2 separate regions of the Mus musculus genome follow, and region 2 is linked to region 1. A link is a loop called in an ENCODE intact Hi-C map of the cell type or tissue named here. Cell type or tissue: left cerebral cortex. All regions are shown on one strand. Links, peaks and the distances in the headings refer to the core of each region. The heading gives the core; the rest is flanking DNA.

The links. Peaks named below come from ENCODE experiments on the same cell type or tissue, not always from the same donor. Only the 100,000 strongest peaks of a DNase experiment are listed, where the experiment ranks them.
Region 2: a loop joins it to region 1, with 3 times the contacts of the local background. A loop is called at or near these places in 5 of 42 quality-filtered maps.

What each region holds. Positions count from the first base shown.
Region 1 is chr1:174,551,280-174,559,237 of GRCm38, forward strand. The region is part of intron 2 of Fmn2 (formin 2); the gene reads left to right. Among named protein-coding and RNA genes, the nearest start is that of Fmn2, 53 kb to the left of the region's middle. In left cerebral cortex, for the core only: a CTCF peak has its summit at 4,358 (motif pointing left); a DNase peak (open chromatin) is centred at 4,278; H3K27ac peaks cover 747 bases.
Region 2 is chr1:174,498,096-174,506,053 of GRCm38, forward strand. It overlaps Fmn2 (formin 2), which reads left to right and starts at 3,730. Exons shown (of 18, transcript NM_019445.2): 1 at 3,730-5,496. The coding sequence starts at 3,951. In left cerebral cortex, for the core only: CTCF peaks have their summits at 3,615, 4,613 (motif pointing left) and 5,597; DNase peaks (open chromatin) are centred at 3,713, 3,991, 4,334, 4,568 and 1 more place; H3K4me3 peaks cover 2,395 bases; H3K27ac peaks cover 2,344 bases.

The DNA of each region.
Region 1 (7,958 bases), core at 3,011-5,510:
TAGTCTATAAATTACTGCTTGATTCTGGCTGTTTTCTTGATTCTCTGTTAGTTCTGTTTTGGGGGGCCTAGTGGGTGCTGGGCTTGAACTCAAGGCCTTCCTTGTCCTTACTAGCTGCTGTCCTGCCAGCCACACCCTCAGTGTGATGCATCTTTCTGGTATTTGTAGACTCTTATTTGCAAAATAGGTGATGTAGAAGAGTTCGCAGGTGATGTTTTGGGGACTCTTCCCCTCTATGTTGCAAATTGACCTGAGTGTGCTGTGTCAGAGGCATTGGAGGAGTTATGTTTGTGTCTTTTCATGGAGTCAGGATTTGTGGATAACAATAAATTACCAAGCCACGTATGTTTCCTAAGTTGCTATCTAGCATATAATCCCTCTTTTATTTGACTGCATGGCTCTTGGCCATCACAGTTTCTTTCATTCCAATCTTAATTATGAATGTTAATTCTCAGAGCACATACTACACTTCACCTAGTAATAGTATAGAATGGCTACAAACAAGACAGGAATGCAGAGGCATTCAGAGGTGCCTTAATGGAGCCAAAGGCAGACAGCCAGTAAAATGTAGAGAAAGTTGCTGTTGGCTTGATGTCAGCTGTTTTCTTGAAAGTAGTGACTTCTCTGTTAGTTCTTTTGGGGGAGGGTTCTGGGTTTGAACTCAGGTCTTTCTTTGTCCTTAATATCTGCTGTACTGCCACCCACACCTGTAACTTATTTATTAAAGAACACACCTTGGGAGTGGCTAAAGACATCCTGAGATGAGCCAATTGAAAGAAGATTGGTAGAAAGTAAAGTCCAGGTGAGGCTCATGCGGGATAGTTATCTGAGGGGGTCCATGGATCAATAGAGATCAAGGGGAGGTGAAGTCTGGGAGAAAATCGGGAGTCTTGCCTGTCAACCCTGTGGTACAATGTGATGGATGGATGACAGTTCATCAGTGCACCTGTGCATAATGTCAGAGCTTCCAGCCTTTTGTGACTGGATGAAAGAGTCACATCCTTTGCAGAACTAGAGTTTTTGTTAAGTTCATGGGCCTCGATTTGCTCACAGGATCTTGATGCATTCTTATCCCCATGTGTTCCTCATTTACTTAAGCTCATAGGTGATAGTTTTCAGTTGCGTGAGTAAATTCCCAGCCGGTTTTGTGATGGATCGGTGTTGGTTGCTTTGCTTGCACAGTGCTAGTGTAGAGTCCTGCTCCAGCATGTGCACACACAGTGGAGTCCGTTGCTGCTTTGTGATATGAAATCATTGCATGGGTAAGTCACAGGCTAAAAAGCGTGTGTTTTAAAGTATAAAGACACATGTGAATGAAAATGTATGATGGAACCTATTATTTCCTACGCTGACTTAGATCAACAGGTGCTGAGTTCGGATCCCAAGCTCTCATAGGAAGTTGGGTGTAGCAGTGTGTCTAAAACTCCAGAAATGGGGTGAAGGTGGGACAGTGGACATAGCCATTCCAGAAATCTGAAACTTACTGACTGGCCTAGCACTAGGGATCAAACCCAGGGCTCTGTGTATGCTGACAAGTTCTCTACCACTCTCTTATGTCCCTAGACCGAACTAATTGATCTATAAAGCATAGACTGGAGAGTTGACTGTTTTGTTATTTAGTAATTTAAGAAGTCACTCTAAATTTCAACTGTTTGGATAAATTTATGAGTGTACTTCTGGCTTGCCCGATACCCATCCGATTTGTCTATGGTGCATATGTCATTGAAAACTCCTAGAGGCAATGCCCTTGAAGGTGTTATGTCTTTGAAGTCCCTGTGGTGGGGTACTTCTGTGGTGAGGTGGAAGGTGAGCAGGTGGTTGCTATGGTGAATGCAGGCGAATGAATTCCAGTGGGTGTGTTCAGTGCAGTTGGCAAAAATGTGCGAAAGAGCCAGGGAGATTTTCATTTCTTGTTTATGATCTTGTTTATGTTGTGATCCTGAGTTCAGCACTTATACAGGACAAGTGTTTTTGTTCTACTTCGATTATTTGATTTACAATTTAATTTTAACCTAGTTTCATCTGTTGGTGTGGAAACTGAAACTCAGAAAGGATGAATGGCTTGGCCAGGGTCACATAGTTTTGGAAATGGCAGACGTGTAATTTCAGCCCAAGAAGCTGTTGCCCTTCATATTACACCCTCCTCAACCACAGGGCACCATTGGCTTTAGTTCCCTTCCTGCTAATGCAGCTTGTTTGAGTTACCCTTGCCTTGGGCCAGAGCCTGCACAATAGGCTCTAATTAGTTTCTACTTTGCTATTCTTGTTCTCTCTAATTTCTTCTTCCCAATCTCTCTCTCTCTCTCTCTCTCTCTCTCTCTCTCTCTCTCTCTCTCTCTCTCTCTCTCTCTCTCTCTCTCTCTCTCTCTCTCTCTCCCTCCCTCTTTCTTCCTCTCCCTCTCTCCCCCCCTCTCTCCCCCTCTCCCTCCTTCCTTCCCTACATCCCTCCTCTCTTTCCCCCTTCCTCTTGCCTCTCTCTCCCTTCCACCTCCTCCTCCCTCTCCACCTCTCCATCGCCCTCTTGTGGTGGTACTGTGAGGTAAAACCAGGACTTTGTGCTTGCTTTGGCAAGAGCTCTGCCACTGACAAGCATCTGTAGCTCCAAATGATTAATTCTAAAACAAACAGTATTGGGCCTTGTTTGCTGTGGTGGGGATGTTTTAACTGTAGGATAACCAAAACTTTGTCAGTGGTCCTCAATGATTCCCTTAGCTGCCTCCTTGCTAGATCTATGGTCTCCTCTTCCTAGTCCCTGTGCCCTGGGACCTTTCTAAAATGTTGATTGTTGCCCTTTAGAAAACAACAACAACAACAACAACAACAACAACAACAACAAAATCAAAACATGGAACAGCTCTGAGGATGGCTCTGGAAACTTGGGTATTTGATCATACAGGTTTGGGGAGACTGCACCCCAGAAAAAACGTGTCCTGCAGATATAAGTTGCTATTTAGGTATGGAAGTTGTTCTTGGCTCTCCCTTTGAATTCTCAAGGGTTATGTTCTGATGATGAGATGCTGTGCTAGGATTAAGTCTAGTGATGAAACATTTCCCCTGAATTGCTCATTAATTTTGGTTAAATTCTTGTGTATAATTGAGAAAGTTGTCAGCAGAGGGGGTGGCAGTGAAAGAGAGGAAGAAGGCTGAAGTGGGGGGGAATAGCAAAGGTGGAGAGACAACTGGGGGGTAGCATCAAATCGTCAGTGGAATTAATGCCACCTTTTATTACTTATGATAAATTTCTATTTAGTTCTTTCATTTTTCTTTCCTCTTCTTTTCCCCATGTTATTTATTTACTTTTGAGACAGGATCTCATGTAGCCCAGGCTAGCCTGACACTTGCTATGTAGCCAATGCTGACCTTGAACTCCTGATCCTCCTTGCTTTGCCTCCTAAATGCTGGATTCCAGGTGTGAACCCCCAGGCCTGCCTTCTGTGTTACAAGGGATGAGACTCAGGGTTCTGTGCCCACTAGGCAAGCTCTCTCTTCTGACCAGGTCTTCTGACAACCCCATGCCTCCTTCATTTTTCTTATTTGAAAAACAACAAACCAAAACAACTTGAAGTATAAAATTCAGGTATTCAAATTCAAATCTAGAAACTTAACTGAATAAAAATCCCATCTGTTAAAAAATTTATTCCTGTTCAATATATACTGTATATTGAACAATATATATAGGCTTAACCCCAGACTTTCCTTCTTTCTTTCTTTCTTTCTTTCTTTCTTTCTTTCTTTCTTTCTTTCTTTCTCTCTCTCTCTCTCTCTCTCTCTCTCTCTTTTCTTGCTTGCTTTCCTTTTATCAATCAGTGTTGGCATGACACATTGAAATGTACTTTTGCAACACAAAGTATTCCAAATAGTAAAGTTTAGGGATATTAAATAATCGTTTGTCTATCAAACATTCAAACAATCCTTAGAAATGTTAAAGACCTTCCTTTGTAGTAACCTTGTTTATAGAATATATATTCTAGATCAAGAATTTTATATAATGCATAACATGTAATTATATATTTTTGCATATTTTAAAGTCCTGTATCATACATCCTAAGTCTGATTTTATTTGAAGTAATTTAATTGTACTTAAAGGTGTGCATAAAATGAGAAAAGGACTATTGATATTACACTATTCTGTTCCTTTATTTTAGGCATGCTTTTCCATTATTTTATTGCACTGCTCATTCCTATGTCTCCAGTTTGTGCTGGAAACAGGATTAAATTGAAGGCAACAGCTCTCCTGTGGCAACTGAAGTGCTAAATTTCAGTCAAAAATAGAACTGGGCTTCCTTTTGTGCATCCCTCATTTGTGTCCAGGGAGTCAGTTACCACGGCGTTAGCTTTGCCCTCTGCTGCTCATTTCGAATTCTGCAAGGAAATTCTCAACACTGTTCATTTTGAATTTACAAAATTATTGGAAGACATTTATACATCTCTCCACTGTGAGGTTCACTAGAAAATTTTAGTTTTTTTTAAATAAAATACCTAAGTCACTTTGTAAAATTGGAGAGAAATGAAACTCTTCCCATTTCCTAAGATAATAACATTTATTTATTTATTTTAACACTATGTACTAATCAAAACAAGGATATTGTTAAGATTGTAACAACCCTAGGGAAAACAATTCAAATGTTGAAAAAGTAGTCTCTGTCCATTCTGAGGGGTCACTTCACCAATGTCCCTTGATAAGTTAAACTAACATGATATTTTGTTTTCAAGTGAGACATGTTGCAAACCAAGTTGAATTTGCTAAAGGATTGACCTCCACTTAGCTGCTTTTCCTTTTTAAGGCATCACAGGGCTTTACAGCTGGTGATATCAAGACACAAAGCAAAGGTCACTGATGCTCAGATAGAGTGGGCTCCAAGGGAAACTTTGAAGATAGCCATCCATTACATTTAGTTAGCAAGAGTGCAAATGAGCCCTGGCTAGTCTCTTCTATACCCAGCAATAACATGCGTACCAATGGGTGATGGCTAGTCCTGTTTCTCACTTGACTAGATCTGGAATGAATTACAGTCCCAAAATAAAGGGCACCGTGATCTTGATCTTGCATCTAGAAGACTCCGGCTTTTGATCCAGATCTTGAGAAGGGAAGGCACAACTTTAATCTAGGTACACCTTTGCCTTCTTGACCTTGACTTGTTAGCATAAGGCTTGCTACTACTTCAGGATACCAGTATATACAGAAGACCAGCCTTGTGGGACCGGGAAACTACTAGATTCTTGAATTTTCATTCACAGCTACTAATTCTTGTATTAGTAGGACGGCAGCATTTAAGTCATTCCAATAACTACACTTCCATATAAACATATGTGTGTGTGTGTGTGTATACACACATCTATCTATCTATCTATCTATATATATATATCCACAGATGACTAACGCACAGTGAAAAGAGTCCTCAGTCTTAGTTAGGGTTTTACTGCTGTGAACAGACACCATGACCAAACCAACTCTTGTAAGGACATTTAATTGGGGCTGGCTTATAGGTTCAGAGGTTCAGTCTGTTATCATCATGGGGGGAAACATGGCAGCATCCAGGCAGGGCTTGGTGCAGAAGGAGCTGCAAGTTCTACATTTTCATCTGAAGGCTGCTAGCAGAATACTGACTTCCAGGCAGCTAGGACGAGGCTCTTAAATCCCACACCCACAGTGACACACCTACTCCAACAAGGCTACACCCTCTTCAACAGGGCCACACCTTCTAATAGTGCCATTCCCTGGGCCAAGCATATACAAACCATAACAGAATCCATCCCATACCCTCAGCTGTAACTAAGAAGTTGTAGGCAATCATGAGGGCAGTTTTACAAAGTTAAGGCCAAGCAAAATAAAAGAGGCATATCTTGATTACAACCTCATTGGATTGGTCTGATTTAAACTAGGATTAACTTTGACTTCAAAAATGGGGCGGTGCAGATATTCTTCAGCGTGCTGCCTCCAGAACTGACACTTCTTTTAAACTCCTCAGCTAACATTATTACCTCACAGATAAAAATTCAAGCTAATGCATCTCAGACAACTCTGTTAGTGATTGTAATAAGCACTTCTGTAGCTCGTACACTAGGATGAGTTTTAGAGCCATCTGGGCCTTATGGCACTCGTGGGAGGTGCTGCCGAGTTCCTCGTAGAGGGGAGGAGACTGGTCATAACCATTAGCAGAGAAGTGATTGGCTCTCAGGCTATTAAACTCTGCCAGGCCTGACTTGCAGTAGCCTTTGAGAGTCTTTTAGGATAATTGTTCCAGGCTGTGCATATCAATGTGTTAGGGTTTTGGAAATCTGTCCAAAGGCCAAGGGACAAGTTCTAAGAGGAGCCTGCCTTTGTCCAGAACTTTAGAAAGTAGTATAAGGTCAAAAAAAAATATCATCTTACTAGCTTTCCACCCCCTGATAGGATATGCATGGATGTTACAACTTTGTACTTTGTTTACAGTGTTGATTGAGAAGGAACTAGTTCTGAGTTTCTGTTTTCTTCTTTCAAGCTATATTTCAGCTCTCTAAGTGAAATGCTTGCACATGAGGGATTATCTTGTTTTTGCCCTGTGTTGATAACTGTAGTCATATGGTGCTAGGCTTCTCCCAACCTTTGAAACCATCCCCCATCTAAGCATCCGCTCTGGAGTCTGCTCTATAAGTAGCAAGGGTTCCCACAGATCTTAGTCTTAGTCTCAGCCTGCTTCCTGTGCTATAAATACCCACTGACAAGCTTTACAGCTAAGTTTTCATTTTTAAGGTTCCCCCCCCATGAAGAGACCAACAGTTAGCTCTAATATATGCACTACTTCTCTTTCCCACGTGTTATCCTGAACAAATTCTTAAACCTCTGTCTTCAGCTCACACCTTTGAGAAATGTCAGCACTGGAGTGTGAAGTCTGCATTTTGAGGGAGGGAGTCTTGGAAAATTGTGAATGCGGTTTCATTTGGTGTTTCCTTTGCTTGAGAAAATTGTTACAGGTGTTCAGTTAGCCCATGCTTTTGCAAGGTTCTTGAGGACAGAAGAAAGCCTGTCTCTGTTAACTGGAACATTCAGGGTACAACAAGCCCAGAGCTTGACACCGCTGATACAGTAGGTTCAGCCAGTTGCCTTCTGTCCTGAATAGGAGTTTATTTACTGTGGCGACATTGGGAAAAGATAAATTAACCAGGACTAGTGACCTCTCCCCCTAAACCCATCTTCATCTTTTGGGTACTAAGATGTAAGTTATGTACATTACATATACATAACCAAGCAGCATCCTAGCCTAGGGATGGTTCTGCCCCCCACTGACCCTTGTTTGCTCAGCCTGTCTCTCCTGTAAGGCAGTCTAACAAGTCACAGTTCTGTGAAATTTCTTCCAGGGAGTCATCACTCCCCCATAGCACCCAGGATTCAGATTTTGCCTTCTGTCAGAATGACACTCTTGAGGAAATTATAGTCTCTTGGCATTCGTTATTTCTGCATCGTGATAACTGGAGGAAGGCTCCATCTCCAAGTGCACAGCTCCTAGCATTTGGTTTTTGTCCTTTTTACAAATTGTCCCATCATGTTGAGCAGTATGGAGACAGACTGAGAATTTATTTCCTCTGTTTTGGCTGAAACAGTCCATAAATTCATCATCTCCTCTCTCTGTCTCTCTGTCTCTGTCTCTGTCTCTGTCTCTGTCTCTGTCTCTCTCTCTCTCTCTCTCTCTCTCTCTCTCTCCAGCTGGCAAGAGTTTAGAACCAGAGCCAGTTCTTACTATCAAGGTCCTGCTAGTATAACACAATGTTTATGATATGAGCTATGGTCTCTCTATGTTGCTCAACTTGCCTCAGAACTCTGGGTACTGATGGCACCAATGGTGGTAGATTTGGGGGTGGGGGTGTGCTACTCATGGCTACACTTGCAAAGAAAAACAGTTATTGGTTTGATGAAGAATGTTCTCATGTGGTGCTATTTTAAGAAGTTATGGAATCTTCTGGGTGTGGCTCTACCTGAC
Region 2 (7,958 bases), core at 3,247-5,746, 53 kb before region 1:
TGTGTGTGTGTGTGTGTGTGTGTGTAAAATGCCATCAATACAGCCATTATTTTTATGATAACTAAAATGTTAAACTGAAGACGTGAAGTACGGTTTGGCTCTCCATCTCTGATATTCTAATCAAGATACAGTGACAATCTTCAACACAGGTGTGGGGGATGTTGTTGTTGTTGTTATTGTTTTCAGCTGATGTCAGCTTATACTTTTAGATATCCTTGTCAGTTCCCCCAAAACTAAAGACTATGGTGATGTTATAAGGAAATCTGGGACCAAATTTTTAGTCTCAAGTACTGTCTCAGTTATGTTGTACGTGAACAAGCCTCAGTCTCTGGGGAACTGAGCTAATTTTACTGAGCATTTTTTGATAGCAAGAACTTGCCTACCTCAATACCCACATTTGTGAGTTTCAAATGTACCTTTGAATATCATAGATTTTTTTCCTTATTAATATGCTCTAATTATATTAAATCAATATGTGCTAATCATATTAAGTAAGAAGATTCATTATGATATTTCTATATATGCATATAAATTACTTTTGAAATAGTATAGAAAGACAAGGGAAGTCAAGAGATCAGAAACACAAAAGGAATGCTTCACCCTAGGGGTCTGATTCACATTTTCTTCTCAGAGAGAATCAAAACTATTGACTCAACAGATACAATTAAGACTGTAGCTGGTTGTGGTGTAACACACCTATAATCCCAGCACTTGGGAGTTAAAGTTAATAAGATCAGTAGTTTAAGGCCAGCCTTAGCTATATAGTGAGCCCAGGACCAGCCTGGGCTACATAATACCGTCTTTGAAAATAAATAAATAAATAAATAAATAAATAAATAAATTTTTAAAAAGAAGAGGAAAAAAGAAAAAAGATTGTTTATAGAGGGTTTGGGATGCTATTCTATGATAGGGAGACAGGGACATAGAGATTGCCTACAGAGATGACTTTCTTTCTTTCTTTCTTTCTTTCTTTCTTTCTTTCTTTCTTTCTTTCTTTCTTTCTTTCTTTCTTTCTTTTCTTCCTTCCGTCCTTCCTTCCTTCCTTCCTTTGCATGTAAGTGCAAAGAGTATTTCATTCTGCAGAAGTCCAGCCTGCTGAAGTCTCTCCATTCCCAACATTCTCTTTTCTAAGAGATATTTCAAACAAAGTTACTTGAAAACATGTCAAAAGAAACAAACAACAAAGAAACAAAACAAAGCTATGTTTGCATGGGGCCACACTGTTCTGATCTTTGAGTTTTATATTCTCAATGCTGCTGTTCTGTCACTAAACCTAAGCAGTACACCTCATGAAACTATCCTATAACTTCATTTAAAGAAACAGAATTCTTAGCCTGGCAGTGGTGGCACATGCTTTTAAGCCTTCAATGCAGCACTTGGGAGGCAGAGGCAGGCAGATCTCTATAAATTAGAGGCCAGCCTGGTCTACAGAATGAATTCCAGGAGAGCCAGGGCTACACAGAGAAACTCTGTCCCCCCCCAAAAAAAATTCTTAAAAAATAGACTTCCTACATTTATTTTATTGTGTATCTCTTTGTGCTATATTTTAAGATAGGAGAAATACATAATATATACTAAGACACTGATAGAGCTTTCTTAAGAAGCTCAGCCTCCACTCTGTCTCCCTGCCAGTCTCCTCTTCTTCCTCTCTGTGGATAAGCTTAACCCCGAAGCATCTACTATCTCTTAATAAATTGAATACTTTACAAATTGACTAGCTGCCTCACTCTGACTTGTCCTGAAATTCTTTTTGGTGAATATCCTCAAGGGCTAGCTTTACCTTCCTGGCTGTCCCTAGACAGGGTAAGTCCTTGGGCTGCAGGAGGCAGCCCTGTCTGTCTCCCAGCTGATGTTACTGACAGGGTGGATCCCATTCATCCCCATTGCTCTTTATCATCGTCCCACCCCCCTTCCCATCCCCCATCCACAGTCCCTAATGTTTCTTCTACTACTTTTGTGACCTTATAATAGAGCTCTGTCAACTCTGACCTGCCTCTCAAAGGCCACCTATTCTCCCACATTCAAAGGACTTGGGGAAAAAAAAATCCGTTTTCTTTCTGCCTTTCTTTTAGCTCTCTGTCCTCCCCTCCCCCTTTGTCTCCTGAACTTCTTGGGTATATCACAGAAGAGAATAGCAAAGAAACAAACAGGTCTGAATCAAAGTTGCTCTGCTAGAGAAAGAGCAAGAACCAAGAATCAAGTATCTCAGTATGCAGCATTCAAGGAGGCCGAGAATTCTAGTGGCCTACAGGCAAAGTGTGCCCTGGGGCAGCCTGCATTCTAGAAGAGAGGAGCCAGTAGTCTTGTGAAAGAGGTGAAATAAAGGCTTTTCAGGCTCTCGGGATCCCTTGGAGACTGAGATATTACGCTGGCACAGTTATTAAAGCTGAGTTCTTCAAACTGTTTACTCAAAAAGGCCACCTAAGGACATCAGTCCACCTGCTCCAGTGAACACTTGTTTTAAAGATCATAGTTTGAGAAAGGATGGTAATTGCTGTCTGGATTTCCAACAAAGAGTAACATTGTTTTACAAATGCTACTTTTATGATTTTTTTTTGCTTTTATTGTTTGCAGCCTTTTAAAATACTAATGAAGCTTTAAGACATTTAACAAAAACTATAGTTTAATGTCATTAAAATAAAGAGGACAATTCACAGTAAGAAAAAGTGATTGTTATCTAGGTCTAAAACTTAGGAAGCCCTGGCCCTGGACAAAGTGTGCTTGGATGGGTTTGCTTGAGAAACTGGTCATCCTTTATAGCACAATGTCTAATTTCCTGTGTTTGTACCAAGGGCATTTTTTTTTCTTTTTCCTTTTATACAGCATCACATTGTGACATGTTTAATATTGATGAGTTTGACCTCCTGGGAGTTATAATTCATGCACCCCTTTTAAATACAAATGTTGTCTAATTTATATGGTAAACACATAGAATTTTGGAGATTAGCATGTTAATCAGCTTTAATCTCAGTATTTTCAGCATCCCCTACCTCTCTTTTCTCTGTCCAGAAAGGTCTCACAAAACCACTTTGGAAATGGCAGTTAACGTCCTGTTCTTGAAGAGGCTTGTGTATCAGGCAGAGAGTCTGGGGAAGGAACCTTTCCCTAAGTAGCATGTTCACAAACCTTAAGAGTGTGCAAAGCCATGGTCAAGTATTTAAGGGACAGGACAGACAGGACAGTCCACCCATTCAACAAGTATTTGAACTGGAGCCATACAGAAGTTCTCTCTCTCTCTCTCTCTCTCTCTCTCTCTCTCTCTCTCTCTCTCTCTCTCTCTCTCTCTCTCTCTCTCTCTGTGTGTGTGTGTGTGTGTGTTCCTGATGTTATGGTACTTCTGACCTGGAATTAGGCTTCGATTTTTCTCCTGTGTTTTTCTCTTTGCAGGTCTGCGAGCTTTGAAGTTTCATCAAACTGTTCCAACATTCCAGTTCTTGAAAAGAGGGCAACATGTTTTATTTTCAAGGTGGAGATGAAGGTCCCAGAGATAACCTGTCAGAAAGATTCTAAATTCGATCTAGTCTGGGATACATAAAGACAGCTCCTGCTGTCCCCACCCCCAATTATGAAGTACTAGAGATAGACGGGTTTTCCTACTTGGTTGCAGGAGGAGCCAAAGGGGGCACTGAAGGGGCGGCGGCGGTGGGCGGGGAGCCAGGCCAAGGCTGAGTCCTGTGCAGCCATTGGTGGGGAGTGCGCGCTGAACTGAGCATGTTCGCGCCCGCCAGCCAGGGCCGCAGCCACAGCCGCAGGGACGGCAGCCGGGAGAGCCACCGCGCATTATGCAAAGCGGCAGCAGATGTGAGCGGGGCCAGCTGGGCGCTCCTCGGCCTCCGCTCCCAACGGCCGGCCCAGCTGCCTGAATTGTCCCGGACACTCCCCTGGCCCTCTCCAGGGCCGAGATGGCCTGAGGACCCCAAGGCGCGGCGGCGCAGCAGTGGGGTTGAAACATGGGGAACCAGGATGGGAAGCTGAAGAGAAGCGCAGGTGATGCCTCCCACGAAGGCGGCGGAGCCGAGGATGCCGCGGGGCCCAGGGATGCGGAAATCACAAAGAAGGCGAGCGGGAGCAAAAAGGCGCTTGGCAAGCACGGCAAGGGGGGAGGGGGCAGCGGGGAGACCAGCAAGAAGAAGAGCAAGTCCGATTCTAGAGCCTCGGTGTTTTCCAACCTGCGGATCAGAAAGAACCTGACCAAGGGGAAAGGTGCCTGCGACTCGCGAGAGGATGTGCTGGACTCACAGGCCCTGCCGATTGGGGAGCTGGACAGCGCTCACTCTATAGTCACCAAGACCCCGGACCTCAGCCTCTCCGCTGAGGAGACAGGCCTATCGGATACCGAGTGTGCTGACCCTTTCGAGGTGATCCATCCCGGTGCTTCTAGGCCTGCTGAGGCTGGGGTAGGGATCCAGGCGACCGCGGAGGATTTGGAAACTGCGGCTGGAGCGCAAGATGGACAAAGGACCAGTTCTGGTTCAGACACGGACATCTACAGCTTCCACTCCGCTACGGAGCAGGAGGATTTGCTCTCAGACATCCAGCAGGCAATTCGTCTGCAACAGCAGCAGCAGCAGAAGCTGCTGCTCCAGGACTCCGAGGAGCCTGCAGCGCCCCCCACTGCCATCTCCCCTCAGCCTGGGGCCTTTCTGGGCCTGGACCAGTTCTTGCTGGGACCTAGAAGCGAGGCTGAAAAGGACACAGTACAGGCACTACCGGTGAGACCTGACTTGCCTGAGACCACCAAGTCTCTGGTGCCTGAGCATCCTCCGTCCTCCGGAAGCCACTTGACCTCCGAGACACCAGGTTATGCGACCGCCCCCTCCGCAGTCACAGACTCTCTCTCATCACCAGCCTTCACCTTTCCGGAGGCTGGGCCAGGGGAGGGAGCCGCCGGAGTTCCCGTGGCTGGAACTGGGGACACAGATGAGGAGTGCGAGGAGGATGCTTTTGAGGATGCCCCCCGCGGCTCTCCAGGGGAGGAATGGGTCCCAGAGGTGGAAGAAGCCTCACAGAGGCTGGAGAAAGAGCCGGAGGAGGGCATGCGAGAATCCATTACCTCCGCAGTCGTTTCTTTGCCTGGAAGCCCTGCGCCCAGCCCACGCTGCTTCAAACCTTACCCACTCATCACCCCCTGCTACATCAAGACCACCACTCGGCAGCTCAGCTCTCCTAATCACTCCCCGTCCCAGTCCCCCAACCAGAGTCCTAGGATCAAAAAGCGGCCGGACCCTTCCGTGAGCCGGAGCTCCAGAACCGCCTTGGCCTCTGCTGCAGCCCCGGCAAAAAAGCACCGGTTGGAGGGTGGCCTCACGGGCGGCCTCAGCCGCTCAGCCGACTGGACCGAGGAGCTGGGCGTCCGTACGCCAGGGGCAGGAGGCTCCGTGCACCTGCTGGGGCGCGGGGCTACTGCGGATGACAGTGGTGGCGGGTCCCCTGTACTGGCCGCCAAGGCACCTGGGGCTCCAGCGACAGCTGATGGCTTTCAGAACGTGTTCACAGGTGAGCGCGCCTGCCACGTATCTCCGGGTGGCAGGTCGCCTGCCAATCAGGTCCTTCCTTTACCACCCCGCCCCCTCCACGTTCTGAAAGGCCCAGGCCTGTTATTTACCGCCAGGGGTGTCTCCTCAGTTTAAAGCCTTCGGTGTGTTTATTCTCTCTCAGGATAGTAAAGAGGGAAAAAAAATGTAGTTGTATGTCCAAAGTCATCTCAAAAGAGGACTGATAGGCTCACTGTCCTAGCCTCCTTCCCTCTATGAATATTAGCCCCTTTTGTGTCTTGCTACCTCTGTCATCCTTCATGTTATTTCTTTTCCTTCTATGCTTTCACCGTTTAAAACTGTACATAGACCTTCCCAAGGATTTGTATTGCTGGCACACAACATTTATTCTAGTACATTCTAAAGGTTAGGTCTGACCACCTCGAAGATAGTTTCTACCATGCAGTGGTCTGGGTACCATACAGGTAATTTGCGAAGTGATTACTCCTTTTTGGCTAATGCTAGCAAGTATAATGTATGCTCATAGAAAATGAATAAATAATAGACCATTAGTAATGTGTTATTTATTTATGATTCTAAGGAGTGAAACGAGGGACTTTTGCTTGCTAGGCTGGTACTGTACTACTGAGCTATGGCCCCAGATTTCCGCGATGCTTCTTGGTAAAGGGTTACGATAAGTTGCCTAGGCAGGCATTGGACTTAACTTGGTGATGTCCCGCGTCAGTGAGAGGAAGCTGGGATGTGGAAATATTGAAGATGGGAAACTGAAAGCACAGGGCTCCCACTGGTACTGTCTTCCTTAGGTGGCTGTGCCTGTGATAGGTTCAGTCTGTGTGATAGACCACGGACAGCATCATCAGCATCAGCTTCCTGGGCTAAAATTGAATCTGTTCATTTCTTCTTGTAGGTGCAAAGTACCTCTAAGGCGTTAACTGCTAATGTCAGTTGGTTTCCTGTTTCCCATATTATTACTGAAGACATGCTGTTCAAATATAAAGTGCAGAGAGAAAAATAGCAGCATTTAATGCTAGTACTGATGGGTTTCAGAAAAAAATATATGAAAAGTTAAAATCTTTAAATGCAATTTAAAGTGTGTTATGTTATTATAATAAACAGGTTATCATTTAGGTGTATAGCAAGTGCCTGCAGTCTCAGCACTTGAGAGGCAGGGATAGAAGTTTGGGCAGATGGGTTCTTGGTTGGCTAGAAGCTGTAGTAACTATGTTTCTTAAGTACATTTATTTTATTATTTTTATGTGTGTGTTTGTTTTGCATGCATCTGTGTCTATGCACACTATATCTGTGCAGTGCCTGCAAAGGCCATGATAGGGCACTAGGACTGGGTTACAGATGACTGTGAGCCATCATGTAGGCACAGAGAATCTAGCTCAGGTCCTCTGGAAGGGCAGCTTGTGTTCTTAACCAACGATCCAACTCCCAGACCCTTTAGTACATTTTTTTCCTTTAATACACTTTTAACTTACTTTTATGATAGCCTTTATTTTGATTTTGATTTATTTAAAGATCATAACCTTAGAAGTGATTTTTATTTACTTTATAGACTTTACTTTATTTACTTTATACTACCATAGTATTTCCTCCATGTTCTTTAATGTGGAGATTTACTGAAAGGGGAAGTTTAGAGTCATGGATCTACTAGACATGATGTAAAGTAAAATTAACACATTCAAACTGAAAAAGTCATATTTTTACAGCTGACGATTGAACTGTTCTTGGGATAATGTTTTCATTGTTTGGATTTGGGTTTTTGAGAGGAGGCCTTATGTAAGTAACTCAGGCTGGTTTCAAACTTCTTCTGTACTTGAGGACTACCCTGAATGCCTGATTCTACCTCAGTAGTTCCCCAACTGCTGGGAGTATAAGCTGGTGCTATCAAGCCTGGCTCTTAAGATAATTTTTTTTTTTTTGTGCTGAGAATAGAACATAGAGTCCCAACTTTCTAGGCAAACCTTTACCAGTGAGCTACAGCCTGACACACAGACTACTGAATTGCAGCCCCAGCTTTCCAAAGTTTACTAACTGAAAGTTACTGACAAGTGGAGAGCATGGGGCGGGGCAGCTCTGTAGGAAAGCAGTTGTCTAGCATGGACAAGGACCTGGGCTTCAGTATCAACACAGAAAAGAAGTACAGTGTGAAAGAACCTACCGTCTACCCATCTACCCCGTTTATCTATAACCTATAACCTATGATCTCTCTCTCTCTCTAACCATCTATCATCTTTCTATCATCTATGATGTATCTATCACTTATTCACTTATGATCTATCTATTTTACCCTCTATCTATCTATCAACTATCAACGATTTAGTCATCTATCAATCATCTATTATATATATATATATATATATATATATATATATATATATATAATCCAGCAATCACAGTTCCTCAGGGTTTATCAAGTATAAAGCAAGAATTGACTTAATAGAAGTTATTAAAGGA